Linked DNA regions of Homo sapiens: region 2 is linked to region 1. A link is a loop called in an ENCODE intact Hi-C map of the cell type or tissue named here. Cell type or tissue: Caco-2. All regions are shown on one strand.

What was found. Hi-C counts contacts between places; a loop is a spot of excess contacts. Peaks named below come from ENCODE experiments on the same cell type or tissue, not always from the same donor. Only the 100,000 strongest peaks of a DNase experiment are listed, where the experiment ranks them.
Region 2: it touches region 1 in a loop (20-fold over the local background); 8 of 110 quality-filtered maps call a loop at or near these places.

Annotation. Positions count from the first base shown.
Region 1 is chr7:112,894,351-112,902,350 of GRCh38, forward strand. It overlaps SAMTOR (S-adenosylmethionine sensor upstream of mTORC1), which reads right to left. Exons shown (of 5, transcript NM_152556.3): 3 at 1,219-1,389. Among named protein-coding and RNA genes, the nearest start is that of SAMTOR, 42 kb to the right of the region's middle. RefSeq lists enhancers at 4,270-4,369, 4,550-4,599. In Caco-2, a CTCF peak has its summit at 4,511 (motif pointing left); a DNase peak (open chromatin) is centred at 4,511.
Region 2 is chr7:112,662,470-112,670,469 of GRCh38, forward strand. The region is part of intron 5 of LOC101928012 (a long non-coding RNA gene); the gene reads left to right. Among named protein-coding and RNA genes, the nearest start is that of LINC03076, 48 kb to the left of the region's middle. In Caco-2, no CTCF peak of the experiment used is centred here; a DNase peak (open chromatin) is centred at 3,442.

The DNA of each region.
Region 1 (8,000 bases):
AACATCAAAGATCACTGATCACAGATCACCAAAACAGACATCATAATAATGAAAAAGTTTGAAATATTGTGAGAATTACTAAAATGTGACAGTGTATTAGTGCGTTTTCATGCTGCTGATAAAGACATCTCTGAGCCTGGGTAATTTATAAAGAAAAAGAGGTTTAATGGACTCACAGCTCCATGTTGCTGGGGAGGCCTCACAATCATGATGGAAGGCGAAAGGCATATCTTACTTACATGGTGGCAGGCAAGAGAGAATGAGAGCCAAGCTAAAGGGGAAACTCCTTATAAAACCATCAGATCTCGTGAGACTTACTCACTACCACGAGAACAGTATGGGGGAAACCGCCCCCATGATTCAATTATTTCCCACAGGGTCCTTCCCACAACACATGAGAATTATTGGAGCTACAACTCAAGATGAGATTTGGGTGGGGACACAATTAAACCATATCACAGAGCCACAGTGAGTACATGCTATTGGGAAAATGGTGCCAATCGACTTGCTTGACTCAGGGTTGCCACAAACCTTCAATTTGTAAAAAATGTAATATCTGTGAAGTACAATAAAGCAAGCGCAATAAATAAGTTATGCCTGTACTAATAATTAATTGGATTATAATAGTCATGTACTTATAAAATTTATGCCTATATGCATATAATCTTACTAGCAGGCAGATTTTCTTACCAACAATAAAACAATGGTAATTGGTTCTATTAATAACCTTTCATTATTTTTCCTTATTTGTAAATTCTTAGTGGATAGCCACTTTAATTGTATTTTGCTGTTTTGATTCTTTGTTTTGATAATTACATAAGAATTACATATTGTTATATAATTACATATTACATTGTACATTATAACTATATAATACTATTATATAACAATTATATGTTATATACACACATATAGCCATAACATATATGTAATATATATAATTATGTAACAATGTATAATTATATAATCGTATTTAATGAACCATTCTTTCTCATTTTCAGTTAGAACAACACATGCTACAGAACCACTAGTTTTCCAGATAGCTCTTACAATTTTCTGCTAGTTTTTAATCTAATAATATTACCTATCTGCATTTCTCAGTCTATCATGTAACTACTGGAGGAGCAAGTAAACTGCTCACTGTTTAGTATGAACCACTGCATTATTTCACATTAATACAGTTATCCAGGATAATCAAAGTAGAAAAAGTATACTTACTCAGTTATAAATTCAGGGTTTGTAAAGCTGAGGTTGGTTAAATGACCTTCAAGTTGAGAAGACTCATGCATATTTAAGGCTGGAGTGGTCTTAGTGGCAAGTACAGCTCTTTTTTCATCTTTCTCAAGTGCTTTTCTCTTCCCACCATTTTGGAAATATTCTCTGCATACACTACAAGTAAAAATAAAGTTGTATTTTAACATACTGTGTACGACTACAAAATAAGACGGAAAAAATTGGCTTTTATTAATCAAGATGGGAAACTTTCAAATTTAAGATTTCTGCTTTGAAAATGTCAAACTGAGATAAATTTGAGCACCTTGTAGCACTTTCAAATTTTTAAAAATTACTATACAATAAAGAATGATCACAAATTATGTTTAGTAAATAAAAAATATGTTTTTTCAGGATTACAGATGTGTTTGTATATACTTTACTGAACTTCTCTCGACTAAAACTTCTCCAGCAAAGCTTACATAACTCTACTATGCAGTGACAACATCCAGAAGGAATAGTAGTTGCAGTTAATTTTGAGCTGGCTTTACTAGTAGTAGACAGATAACCCAACAGCTGTTCTTGAGGTCCCTCTGGGTTTATGATAACAAAGTCAGGGTGAGTGTGCGTGCACGCGCGCACGCGCGTGTGTGTGTTTGTATGTATGTGTATATATATGTGTATATATGTATATATGGAGAGCGAGCGAGCTCATTTTTCTTCTTATTTGCACTTAATTTACTACATATAGCTCATACTTTACACAAAGCTATTTTATCATTCTCCACAGACATTGCTTGGTGAAGTTCCAAAAATACATGGCAAGAGAAGAATTGAAGAGCAAAGAATTCATGCAAAACTGGTTTCAGCAAGTACAACTATGGTCCAAGGGAACTATGCCCATTTCTCCTTCATGCTTACAGGATCCCATTAGTTCAACTTCAGTTTTTCTTAGTTCCTATTACTAAGACTTCTTTAACTTATACTATGTAGATTTAGTTTTAACTCTATACGCAGAAGTTGAAACTTATTCAGCATGAATTAAACATTTATTAAGTACGCATCATGTGTAGAGGTGCATAATGATGGCCAAATTGCAGAAGGCATAGTTGTTACCCTCAAGAAGCTACTGTTACCTCAGTAAAGGACACAAATAATTACTATATATAACAATAAAAAACATGATTGATAAACAGATAAACAAAGATAGTTATTTCTATAAATAAAGTACCTAACCCAATCTAAAATCAGCAATATAAATGGATTTTAGAAAGATAAGTAGGAATAAACCAGGAAAGTAAAGTAGAGTGGAAACTTTCTAGGCAGAAAGGACAGCATAAGCAAAGACATGAAAGAGAAAAGCAGAATGAGTCTTCAGAGATGTACCTCAGTTCAAGATACATGAAGTTTAAAGTACTGGGCAGAAGATGAGTGGACCTATTCACAAATGAAAAAACCCTGAGCCTAGTGCACACATAAAGAGGAAGGAGAGCCAAGGTATGCAAGCTTCAAATCACACAAGATCCACAGGCCAATTTTAAAATGCAGTCTTTACAAATCTAATCTAATGACAGAGAGCAGTTTAGAGGTTGCCTGGGATAGGGTGTGGGGACGAGTGCAAAGGGGTACAAGGGAGCTTTCTGGAGAAAAATGTTCTATATCTTGATAGTGGTGGTGGTTACATAAGTGTAAACAACTGTAAATACCCACTAACTGTACACTAGATGGGTGCATTTTATTGTATATAAATTATACCTCAGTAAAGCTGATAAAAATGTAGACTTTATCAACTTGAAATTAATACTAAAAAGCTTGCTTATGTTTCTATCAGGTAGAACCATATAAAACTGGTGATATTCAAAAGTTCTTGAGCTACAAAAATTGCAATTTTATGTGGTCTAACCTAACAGCTACTAAGGCAGTAAAATACTTAAAGGGCTAAAATTCTAGGTTCTCATAGAATAATGACAATCATCTAAATTCCAATATCCCCATATACCCTCAAAAAACATACAGATCAATAAAGAGAGCAAATAAAAGCACTTACCATTTATACCTATGGCATAACAAGGAAATAAAAAATAACACTTCATTTTACTTGTTATTGAAAAAATAAAAATCTGAAACCGAGTTGGCTTTGGAGGCCACTCAAAGTACAGAGTCAGATGACGACTGCATAAAAGAGAGAAATGTATGAAAAGGTGGCCAAACAGAATCTTCCAGCAATCACCCCCTAGACCTGCAAGAATATCAAATTGAGTAACTATCCATGCAAAAAAGCACCTTCATAAGAACTAAGTCAGTTAAGAGATCACAGTTCCTACAAGAAAAGATGCATTGAAGATGATAGGAACTCCATAGACAGTCTTGAACTGTCTATACCATCCTCTCCCAAGCCCCGGCAGTACACCCCAGAGAGATAATCTTTGTGCTTTGCAGAGGGAGTGTGAAATAACTACGGGACTTTGCACTGGAACTCCATGTTGCCCTGTCACAGTGGAACACAGCACTGGGCAGAAATCTACTGGTGCCCACAGGGGGCATTTAGACCATCCTTGAACAGACAGAAAGAAGTCTGCTGCCCTAGTGGGAGGAATCTTAGTCCTAGTCTGCTTTGCTACTGGCTGAATAAAGTGGCCCTGGGCTCCCAATAAATGTCAGTGGCAGCCAGACCATGGCAACTGTAGTCTTTGGGTGAGCCCCAGTGCTGTGCTGGTCTCAGCAGAGGCTGTGAGCCCAGGGTACTACAACCAAGTGTGACACCAGCTGTGGTGGCCATGGGAATGCCTCCATCACCCCTCCCCTCATTCTAGGCAGTACAGTGTAGAGACTTCTTCCACTTGGGGCAAGGAGAGGAAGAGTATAGGAGACTTTGCCTTGCAACCCAGGTACCAGCCCAGCCACAGTAAAACAAAGCACCAGGCAGAATCCTAAAGCCCCTGATTCCAGGCTGTTGTTCCCACATGGCACTTCTAGACCCACCCTGGGACAGAAGGGAATCCTCTGCCCTGGGGGGATGGACCCCAAGTCCCTGCAGGATTCATTACCTGCTGACTAAAGTGGCCTTGGACCTTCAGTAAACATCAATGACAGTTCAAATATGACCCAGCATGAGGCCAGCTGTGGTGGCCACAAGAGTGTCTGTGTCACTTCTTCCCCAACTCTGGTCAGACCAGCATAAACAGACACTCATTCCACCTGGGGGAAGAAGAGGGATTTTGCCTGGGAACCCAGCAACTTCTCCCTTATCTTCAAGTCCATTAGGGCTGGGAATTCAGCAATCTGCAGAAGTTGCAGTGTACCTGGGCTTAGAGTGCCCTCTAGTGCTGAAATGGTTACAGTGACCACAGGCTTAGGTAATACTTTAGATAAACTCTGAATGCTTAGAAGGCCCTCTGAAAAAGGATGGATACTAACAAGTCCAGATTACAAAGACTGGAATAAATATCTAACTCTTCTATGCCCAGACACTGAAAAACATCCACAAGCATCAAGAACAGTCAGGAAAATGTGACCTCACCAAACAGACTAAATGAGGCACCAGTGACCAATCCTGGAGTAGTACAGATATATGACTTCTCAGGGAATTCCAAATAGCTTTTTGAGGAATCTCAATGAACTTCAAAAAAACAGAGAAGGAATTCATAAATCTTTCAGGGAAATTTAACAAAGAGATTAAAATAATTTAAAGAATCCAACAAAAATCCTGGAGCTGAAATATTCAATTAATGAACAAAAATATGTATTACTATCTAAACAGAATTGATCAAGCAGAAGAAAGAATTAGCTTAAAGACAGGCTATTTCAAAATACAGAATCAGGGGAGAAAAAGAAAAAAGGAGTGAAAAAGAAAGAAGAATGCTTACAAGTCTGGAAAATAGCCTCAAAAGGGCAAATCTAAGAGTTATTGGCCTTAAAGAGGAAGTACAGAGACTGGGGTAGAACGTTTATTCAAAGGAATAATAACAGTTTTCCAAACCTAGAGAAAGATACAAATATGCAGTTATAAGATCAAAGAACACCAAGCAGCTTCACCCCAAATAAGACTACCTTCAAGGCATAAAATCAAACTCTTATAGGTTAAGGACAAAGAAAGAATCCTAAAAGCAGTAAGAGAAAAGAAACAGGTAACAAATGAAGGAACTCCAATACATCTGGCAGCACACTTCTCAGTGGAAACCTTACAGGCCAAGAGGGAATGAGATGACATATTCAATGTGCTGAAGGAAAAAAAAAAAAAAAGGAAACAACTTTCAACTGAGAATACTGTACCCCGCAAAGCTATTCTTCAAACACAAAGGAGAAATATGTAGATAAACAAAGATGAAGGACTTCACACCAGACCTACCTTACCAGAAATGCTAAAGAGAATTTTTCAACTTGAAAGAAAAGGATGCTAACACACAATAAGAAATCATCTGAAAGTATAATATAAAACTCACTGGTAAAGGTACATACATAGTTAAATTCAGAATACTCTAAAACTGTAATTGTAGTGCATAAACTATTCATATATTCAGAGGAAAAAACCCAATGGGATAAATTTATTATATCTGTACATATATATATATATAAACAGATATCTAAGAAGAGATTTGTAATAAGGAATTGGCTTATGTGATTATGCAGACTGAAATGTCCCACAATCTGCTATGCCTAAGCTGTAAAACCAGGAAAGCTCCAATCCAAGTCCAAAGGCTTGAGAACTATTTTATAAGTTCTGGTCCAAGTACAAAAAGGCTTGAGAACCATTTTATAAGTTGTAGTCTAAGTTCAAAGGCCTAAGAACCAGAAGTGTCAATGGTGTAGGTTCCAGCTAGATGGAAGGCCTCAAAAGAGGCCTACTCACCCACAATAGAGAGGGCAATCTGCTTTACTCAGTCTACAGATTCAAATATCAATCTCATTTGGAAACACCCTCGCAGACACACCCAGAAATAATGTTCGGCCAAATATCTGCGTACCTTTTGAATCAGTAAAGTTGTGAATAATATTCCATAATACCTAAAATTAACATAGGCAACACAATATTGACAGAAAAACAAACTGAAGGACTACTACCAACTTCAAGACTTACTATAAAGCTACAGTAATCAAGACAGTGTGGTAATGGTGAAAGAAAAGACAAATACATCAATGGAACACAATAGAGAGTGCAAAAATATACCTACAAAAATATGGTCAACAGATCTTTGAAAAAGGAGCAAAGGCAATACAATGGAGAAAAAAGAAAATTTTTTCAACAAGTCATGCTAGAACTAGACATCCACATGCAAAAAAAGAAAAAAAGTAAATCTAGATATAGACCTTACACCTTTGACAAAAATTATCTTGAAATGCATCATAAATGCAAAATGCAAAACTATAAACTGTCTAAAAGGTAACATAGGAGAAAACCTAGATGGCATTGGGTATGGTGATGACTTTTTAGACATGACACCAAAGGCATGATCTGTAAAAGAAAAAATTGATAAGCTGAACGTCACTAAATTAAAATTTTTTGCTTTGTGAAAGACATTGTCAAGAGAATGAAAAGAAAAGCCACAGACACTGAGAAAATATTTGCAAATCATACATATCAGGGGTCCCCAACCCCCAGTACTGGTCCGTGACCTGTTAGGAACTGGGCTGCACAGCAGGAGGTAAGTGGCAGGTGAGTGAGTGAAGCTTCGTCTGTATTTACAGCTGTTCCCCATTGCTCGCATTACTGCCTAAGCTTTGCACCTTGTCAGATCAGTGACAGCACTAGATTCTCATAGAAGCACGAACCCTTATTGTGAAATGTGCATGTGAGGGATCTAGGCTGCACGCTCCTTATGAGAATCTAAAGCCTGATGATCTGTCACTGTATCCCATATAACCCCCAGATGGGACTGGCTAATTGCAGGAAAACAAGCTCAGGGCTCTCACTGATTCTACATTATGATGAGTTGTACAATTATTTCATTATATATTACAATGTACTAATAATAGAAATAAAGTGCACAATAAATGTAATGCACTTGAATCACCCCGAAACCACCTGCTTCCACTCCAGTCAATGGAAAAATTGTCTTCCACAAAACCAGTCCCTAGTGCCAAAAAAGTTGAGGACTGCTGACATATACAATGAAGAACTGTTATCTAAAATATAGAAAGAACTCTTAAAACTCTGTAAGAATGCAAATAAATTTAAAAACCAGGTAAAAGACCTGAACAGACATCTCATCAAAGAAGATACACAGAGTGGAAGCAACAAGAATGCTTATCAAGTGCTGATGAGAATGCAAAATGTTACACTTTTTACAGCAGCTTTATTCATAATTATCAAAACTTGGAAGCAACCAAGATACCCTTCCATAGGTGGATGGATAAACTGTGATACATCTAGACAACAGAGTATTATTCAGCAGTATAAAGAAATGAGATATCAAGCCATAAAAAGACACAGAAGAACCTTAAATGCTAATTACTAAGTAAAAGAAGCCAATCAGAAAAAGCTACAAACTTTATAATTCCAACTATATGACATTCTGGAAAAGGCAATCTATGAAGTCAGTAAAAAAGGTGGTGGTTGCAGGCCGGGCGTGGTGGCTCATGCCTGTAATCCCAGCACTTTGGGAGGCCGAGGTGGGTGGATCACCTGAGGTCAGGAGTTTGAGACCAGCCTGACCTACATGGAGAAATCCGTGTCTACTAAATATACAAAATTAGCCAGGCATGGTGGCGCATGCCTGTAATCCCAGCTACTTGGGAGGCTGAGGCAGGAAAATTGCTTGAACCGGGAGGCGGAGGCTGCAGTGGACGGA
Region 2 (8,000 bases), 230 kb before region 1:
CAAGCCAGTGGATCTTAGCCTGCTGGGCTCTGTCGGGGTGGGACCCAACGAGCCAGACCACTTGACTCCCTGGCTTCAGCCCCCTTTCCAGGGGAGTGAACAGTTCTGTCTCACTGGTGTTCTGGGCAACACTGGGGTATGAAAAAAAAAAAAAAAAAACTTCTGTGGCTAGCTCAGTGTCCACCCAAATGACCACCCTGTTTTGTGCTGGAAACCCAGGGCCCTGGTGGTGTAGGCATGGGAAGGAATCTCCTGGCCTGTGGGTTGTAAAGACCATGGGGAAAGCACAGTATCTGGGCCGGAGTGCAAGGTACAGTCCCTAATGGCTTCCCTTGGCTGGTAGAGGGAGTTCCCTGACCCCTTGTGCTTACTGGGTAAGGCAATACCCCACCCTGCTTCAGCTCACCCTCCTTGGGCTGCCCCCACTGTCCAACCAGTCCCAATGAGATGAACTGGGTAACTCAGTTGGAAATGCAGAAATCACCCACCTTCTGCATCAATCTCACTGGGAGGTGCAGACCAGAGCTGTTCCTATTCAGCCATCTTGCCAGCAATCCTTGCTGAAATTTTTTTCATATGATTGTTGGCCACATGTATGTCTTCTTTTGAAAAGTGTCTGTTCATGTCCTTTGCCCATTTTTTAATGGGGTTGTTTGTTTCTTATAAATTTGGTTAAGTTTCTTATAGATGCTGGATATTAGACCTTTGTCAAATTTTTGCATAGTTTGCATTCTGTAGGTTGTCTGTTCACTCTGTTGATAGTTTCCTTGCTGTGCAGAAGCTCTTTCATTTAATTAGATCCCATTTGTCAATTTTTGCTTCTGTTGCAATTACTTTTGGTATCTTCATCATGAAGTCTTTGCCAATTCCTATGTCCTGAATGGTGTTGCCTAGGTTGTCTTCCAGGGTTTTTATAATTTTGTTAACCCAGTAATCTTAATCCTACAGCAATGAAAAAGTTTATTTGTTAAGTTTACATTTTTGGTAAATTTCAAAATACATCCAACTTTGAGTTTCACTTTGAGAATACCTTCAGAAATTATGATTCTGTGAATTTTAAACTTTAATCAGTATTTCAAAATATTTATTTGATGGCTTTATGACCATGGGACTTAACACTCTTCACCAAATTTGTGAGTTAGAGTTGCAGTAATCCCTCCCAACTGATTAAGGCAGAGAACCTTAATGCAGAAAGTGGTGTGGAACCTCTCTCTGAAGCTCAGGCTCAGAAATATTTGTTTGCCTTCAGCTGAGAGTGCTTTAGGCTTGGAATTTGAATCAAACTTAGTGCCAAGTCTTATGAAGTGAAAGGTCACCTAGTTAATGGAATGGTTTTAATAAAATGAGAATAGCTTTTTGTTATATAAAAAGAAAGTAAGCAAGTTCCAAAATGGAAGACTGAATAGTTATTCTAATAAGAAAATCAGACTTAGAAACATAGCAAAGTTATTCATTACTTTCTTGAATAAAAATTTATTTTGTGCCACTTACCTCTGTTTTAATTTTTACATTGGAGTACATTTCTTATATTTGTATTAATTTTTTAATTACAGTAGGTATTGCTGGGTCATCTCACTCAGAATGTGAAAAATAGAGTATGAATACTGAAGCTCTATTGCTATTAGAACTGGAGATAAACTGTGTGTGCATTGATAATTAAAACTCACCTTTCAATATTTATTATTTTAAAAACAAATTTTCAAGCCAGACATACCATTAATTCAAAGTCACAACTAACAAAGTCATCCAAGATTAGCCATTTGTATCACAAAACTGAAAATGCTTCTCAATTCTGTAGAGTATGGATGTTCATTATTGAGTTTATGGATTACTATGGTTAATTTAAACAATAGGAACCATCTGTGTGAAGATTTACACTAAAGCTAAATTAAAGATTGAGGAGCAAGCAAGTTAATTGTACACATAAACAAATATGCTTATTATAATTTATATTTGGGTGAGCTGATACTGATTGCTTCAATGTTTTCAATGTTTGGATGCCAACTGCCTCCATTTTTTTCACTTCCATTTTATATAAAAACTTTAAATCAGCCTTTTAGTCAAATTAGTCTATTGAAAATCTTCTGAGAAATCTGATCATTTTCTAATTGCTAGTGCCAATAATTTTTTTAATATATTTAAATCAAAGTTTAACATACATGTAGAAAAAAATGCACAAATTATAACTGCACAGCTCAATGTATTCTCTTTCTTAAAGGCAAGCACTATCTTAACTTTATGGTTTAGTTTTGCCTGATTTTTGAGCATCCTATAAGTATAATCACATAGTACTTCTGTATGTGTGTGTGTGTTGGCTTTGCTCTACCCAATATTTTTGAAATTCTTCTATGTTGTTAGGTGTAGCTATTTGTTTTAGTTTTTGTAGTGTATTCCACTATAGAACATACCATAATTTATCTGTTTTACTGCTGATGGATATTTGTGTTTATAGCTAGGTTTGGGCTCTTATGAATAATGATGCTTCTATGAACACTTTTGTGCACATATTTCTATTAAGTTGTATATTCACGAGTGGATTATTTTATCATAGGATGAATATTCTTGACTTTTGTAGATAACACCAACAAGTTTCTCCAAATGGTGGTAACGATTTATGCTTCCATCAGTGATGTAGTCTAGTGATCTAATTCTTCAAATATAGTATTTCAAGTTTTGAATTTTAGCTAAATAGGCGATACTGATATTGCATCTTTATTTGCACTTCCTTGATTACTAATGAAATTCATTACTTTTCACAAAGCTGATGTTTATTTGGATTTTCTATTTTGTGCAGTGCTGGTTCAAGGCTTTTGCTCATTATTTTAAAAACAGATTATTTTTTCTTATTAATTTGTTCTTATATATGTAAAATATCTCCTCCCAGTCTGTGGCTGTTTGTGTGTGTGTGTGTGTGTGTGTGTGTGTGTTTTAACTGTCTTAACTGTGTCATTTGAGGAACATAAGTTTTAGATTTTAAAAAAGTCAAATTCATCAGTTTTTTTTTAATTGTTGGTACTTTTTCTGTGTCCTGTTGCAGAAATTTGTTTCTCATCCTGAAGGCATGAGAATATTTCTTTTATTGTCTTCTAGATGTTTATTAATTTTCCTTTTATAAATCACATTTGAACATTGTGAGAGTTAGAGAACAAGCCAAACAAGGCTTGTAGGAGCATTAACCCATAAAAGTGGAGGATCTTTAAGTTCCACATAAAGTCAAAGACTCAAAACAGTTTTTACTTTAACCAGAAATTATAACATATCTTCCAAGATTCAGGAAAAATAAAGTAGAAATAGCATTTTTAGAAACAACAGGAGGTAGAGTTCTGCCTGTCATCAGTGTGCTTTGTGACTTTCCACTTAATTGGATTGCAGAACTCCTGAGTGTGCTCAAGAGTGAATTGCTTTGGAATGGGAGGACTGCAAGCCCAGCTTCCCTGAAGACTGCCACTGGGGAGCAGCAGATTTCACACAGGGGAAAGCCTTTGAACTTCTTGCAGGAAAGACAGTATATCTCAGTTAAGAGATATATGTTTGGAGAAAATCATAGTCCTTGTTTTTTCCCATGCAGATGGATTTTTATCTGAATTCTGATGTGTTTGTCACCAAACAGAAAATAAAACATGAGACATTAACTAAAAGACAAAAGTTTGAAAGGAAATAAGCTTCACAATTACTCAAGATGGAATCCATTCTACAATTTTTTTTCCTACAACATCTGTTTTACATTTCCCGATTAGCAATACTTTCATGAGAATTTAACAGATGAAATGAAAGTATATAGAATTAGTCCATTTTCACACTGCTGATAGAGACATACCTGAAACTGGGCAATTTACAAAAGAAAGAGATTTAATTGGACTCATAGTTCCACATGGCTGGGGAGGCCTCAATCATGGTGGAAGGTAAGGAGGAACAAGTCACATCTTACGTGGATGGCAGCAGGCAGAAAGGGCTTGTGCAGGGAAATTCCCATTTTTAAAACCATCAGATCTTGTGAGACTCCTTCACTATCATGAGAACAGCACAGGAAAGACCCACTCCCATGATTCAGTCATCTCCCACTGGGTCCCTCCACAACATGTGGGAATTATGGGAGCTACGAGATGAGATTTGGGTGGGGACCCAGAGCCAAACCATATCATATATGTAGATATGAAGATAAATATTCTGGTTCCACTTACCCTTGTAAATTAGGTTTTCAAAGTAGTTCTGATACTCTTAAAGAAGTTAATGATAATTAGAGTAGATTCCCTGAACTGAGTCTTGAATGGGTTCAATGTTTGTCATTTGAAAGGACTTGAGTAAAGAAATTACAGAAATGTGAATGACATTGATTGGTCTAGGTTCTTATTGGGTGGAGGATGGTGGAAAAGTTTTCAAATTTACATAAGGCCTGATTTGGAGTGTGTTGAAAACTAAGCAGAGAGGTTTGGGTTTGATGCATCAGAAAATACTGAAAACTTTTGGAGAAATTTAAAAGTGCTGAAAAGCAATATTTAAGAAAGGTGGCCAGATGTGGTGGCCCACACCTGTAATCCCAGCACTTTGGGAGGCCAAGGTGGATGGATCACCTGAGGTTGGAAGTTTGAGACCAGCCTGACCAACATGGCGAAACCCCGTCTGTTCTAAAAATACAAAATTAGCTGGGTGTGGTGGCTGTTGCCTGTAATCCCAGCTGCTTGGGAGGCTGAGGCAGGAGAATCACTTGAAACTGGGAGGCAGAGGTTGCACTGAGCCGAGATTGTGCCATTGCACTCTAGCCTGGGTGAAAAGAGTGAGACTGTCTCAAAAAAAAAAAGAGAAGAAAGGCTAACTGTGCAGTGATAAACAGAAGGAAATGAAATGGCAAGATCCTATGATGACAGGCCTGCTGAGGAGGCTTCCAAGGAGAAGAGGTGGTCAAATAGAGTAGAGAGTCACTCCCGTCCGTGAGAAGAGACCACCAAACAGGCTTTGTGTGAGCACCAAGGCTGTTTATTTCACCTGGGTACAGGCGGGCTGAGTCCTAAAAGAGAGTCAGCGAAGGGAGATAGGGGTGGGGCCATTTTATAGGATTTGGGTAGGTAAAGGAAAATTAGTCAAAGGGGGTTGTTCTTTGGTAGGCAGGAGTGGGGGTCACAAGGTGCTCAGTTGGGGAGCTTTTGAGCCAGGATGAGCCAGGGTAAGGAATTTCACAAGGTAATGTCATCAGTTAAGGCAGGAAAAGGCCATTTTCACTTCTTTTGTGATTCTTCAGTTACTTCAGGCTATCTGGATGTATATGTGCAGGTCACAGGGGATATGATGGCTTAGCTTGGGCTCAGAGGCCTGACAGAGAGCACCTTTCCAATCAGAAAAGCCTGGTGGTAACACTACCTTTATCATCTAGCCTCTCTGAGCCTACTTCTTATATAAATCAGGAATCTTTTGCTGGCAAGTAATTGAATTCCAACTCAATCTAGATTTAACAAAAGAAGAAATTTCTTGGATAATTACTGGATTGGCCTCACAAAGCTGAACAACCAAGGTTTGGGAAAACATGAACCCAGACAGCTGGGGGAACTCAAGAAATTGAACTAGAGATATAAAACCTGCCAGAATTCTCTTTTCTTCTCTAAGGAAGTTGGGGAAGGTTTCACAATGGGGTAAGGGATGTGACTATTCATAACTTTGTGCTCACCTCTTCTTGCTTCATTGCCAAGGAGAAAAGGGCTCTTTCTACAATTGAAGTCTTTACTTTTTTTTTTTTTTTTTTTGAGACGGAGTCTCGCTCTGTCGCCAGGCTGGAGTGCAGTGGCGCGATCTTGGCCCACTGCAACCTCCGACTCCCTGATTCAAGCGAATCTCATGCCTCAGCCTCCCGAGTAGCTGGGATTACAGGCACATGCCACCATGCCTGGCTAATTTTTGTATTTTTAGTAGAGACGGGGTTTCACCTGGCCAGGATGGTCTTGATCTCCTGACCTCATGATCCACCTGCCTCAGCCTACCAAAGTGCTGGGATTACAGGCGTGAGCCACCGCGCCCAACCGAAGTCCTTAAGTTTTGAGAAAAGCCTAACTTATAAGCTTAGGCAAGTTTCTTAAATCTCTGTGCCTCTGTCTCCTCTTCTGATAAATGGGAAAAACAATAGGACTTACATCATAGGGTTGTTGTAAGGAGTAAATGACTTAAAATATTTAAAGTGTTTGGAATAGTTGCCAGCACAAAGCTGTTGTTGTTATTGCATGATTGATTGTTGTTGTCTCACCCCGGGACATCTCTGTGGCCAGAGGTTGACCTAAATATGTCTGGGAGCAGGAATGAGAGCACTGTCATTGGCATCACAGGAATGGGGCAGAGCAGGAGCCCCAAAAGAGGATGTGGGAAAGGAAGGTGTGTCAGCCAAACAGAAACAGCTTTCCACTGTTTTCCTCATCCATAAAATAGCTTTACTATTAAGTTAAGTGTGATTGTGAGAATAATGATGTATGTGAAGTGCCTGTCATGTGGCAGGCCTTCAAGATATAATAGTTACTTAATCTACACATGACAAAACCACAGCCTGGGCTGGTTACAGTAATGGGCATTAATGAAATTATTATTTTGAAGGAAAATCAGAAGGATCTAGATTGGTTTGTGGATTGTATTGATGGTGGCCAGGGGCTGTGACTTTGGATGTTTTCCTATTAGGCTCTGCCTTGTAACAGAGAGCAGTCATACTTACATATATTCACATTAAAAGCATGTCTTGTTATTTCCTCCTATGGCCCTGGGAGTGGGAGTGTTCCTCAGGAAGAGGTGCATCCTGCAGTGTCTCTAGCTGGGTGGTATTTGGTCCATGCTACAGTCTAAGCAGCCTGAAGGGTGCCAGGATCCTGGGTTATACTTCTTTCAGTCAGAGGCTGTGGCCTCTTTAGTAACTGTCTCAGCAGACATATAAGTGTCCACAGCTGGCCAAAGAGAATACTGCTATCCCAAACCCATAATGGGAGAGGGTGTCCTTTTTTTGTGAGGCTAACAGGAGTATTGTGGTTCTTACCAGTTGCTACCAGATGACTCAGTTATTCTACTCTTTGCCTCATCTCAATATCCATGTTATTCAAAATCCAAACCAACACTTACATCATCATATTACATTGTGATGATTAATTCTATAGGCCAACTTGATTGGGTCTTGAGTGTCATGGGCTGCTGGCTAACCATTATTTCTCATCCTCATGTGCCTCTGAGGATGTTTCTGGAAAAAATTCCCATTTGAATGGGCAGACTGAGTAAAGCACATGACCCTCCCCAGCATGAGTGGGTATCATCCAGTCCATTGAGGGCCTGAATAGAACAAAAAGGCCAAGGAAGGTTTAATTAACTCTGACGGACTGCTTGATCTGGGACATCAGTCTTCCTCTGTTGGTGCTCCTGGCTCTCAAGTCTTTAGACCCAGACTGGAATCTATACTATTGGCTCTCAGGCTCTCAGACCTTGGAACTACATCACCAGCTTTCCTGGGCCTCTAGCTTGTAGATTGCAGATTGTGAACCTTCTCAGACTCCATAATGCCTGAGCAACAACTTAATAAATTCCATCATATATATATATATATGCATTATCTCCCATTGGTTCAATTTCTCTGGAGAACCCTGACCAATACATACAGTTCATAAATTTTGGCATCTAGTCTTCTACTAGTTAAATTGGTAATCTAATGATCATCTTTTTAAAAAATCCATGATATGATACATTGAGAATGGAAATCCAGGCCCAAGAGAGAGAATCCCAGACCTTCTTCAGCCTCAGAAATAAAAGATAGGCTTTTAAGGCCTCAGCTGAGAGACATGAAAATATTTTTTCATTTTAAATCCTTTAGAATGTATAAGGTAGAATACTCAAACCCTCAGTGATCCTTTGTCTGTGATGTGCTCGGGATGAGCAAGAAAAACTGCACTGCGAATCCTAGCAAGCTTTTAACTGTGGCATTGCTCTGAAAAAAATTACGTGAAAGGAGTTTTATAAGCATTTGATTGACATCGATTCTCACAGGAAAG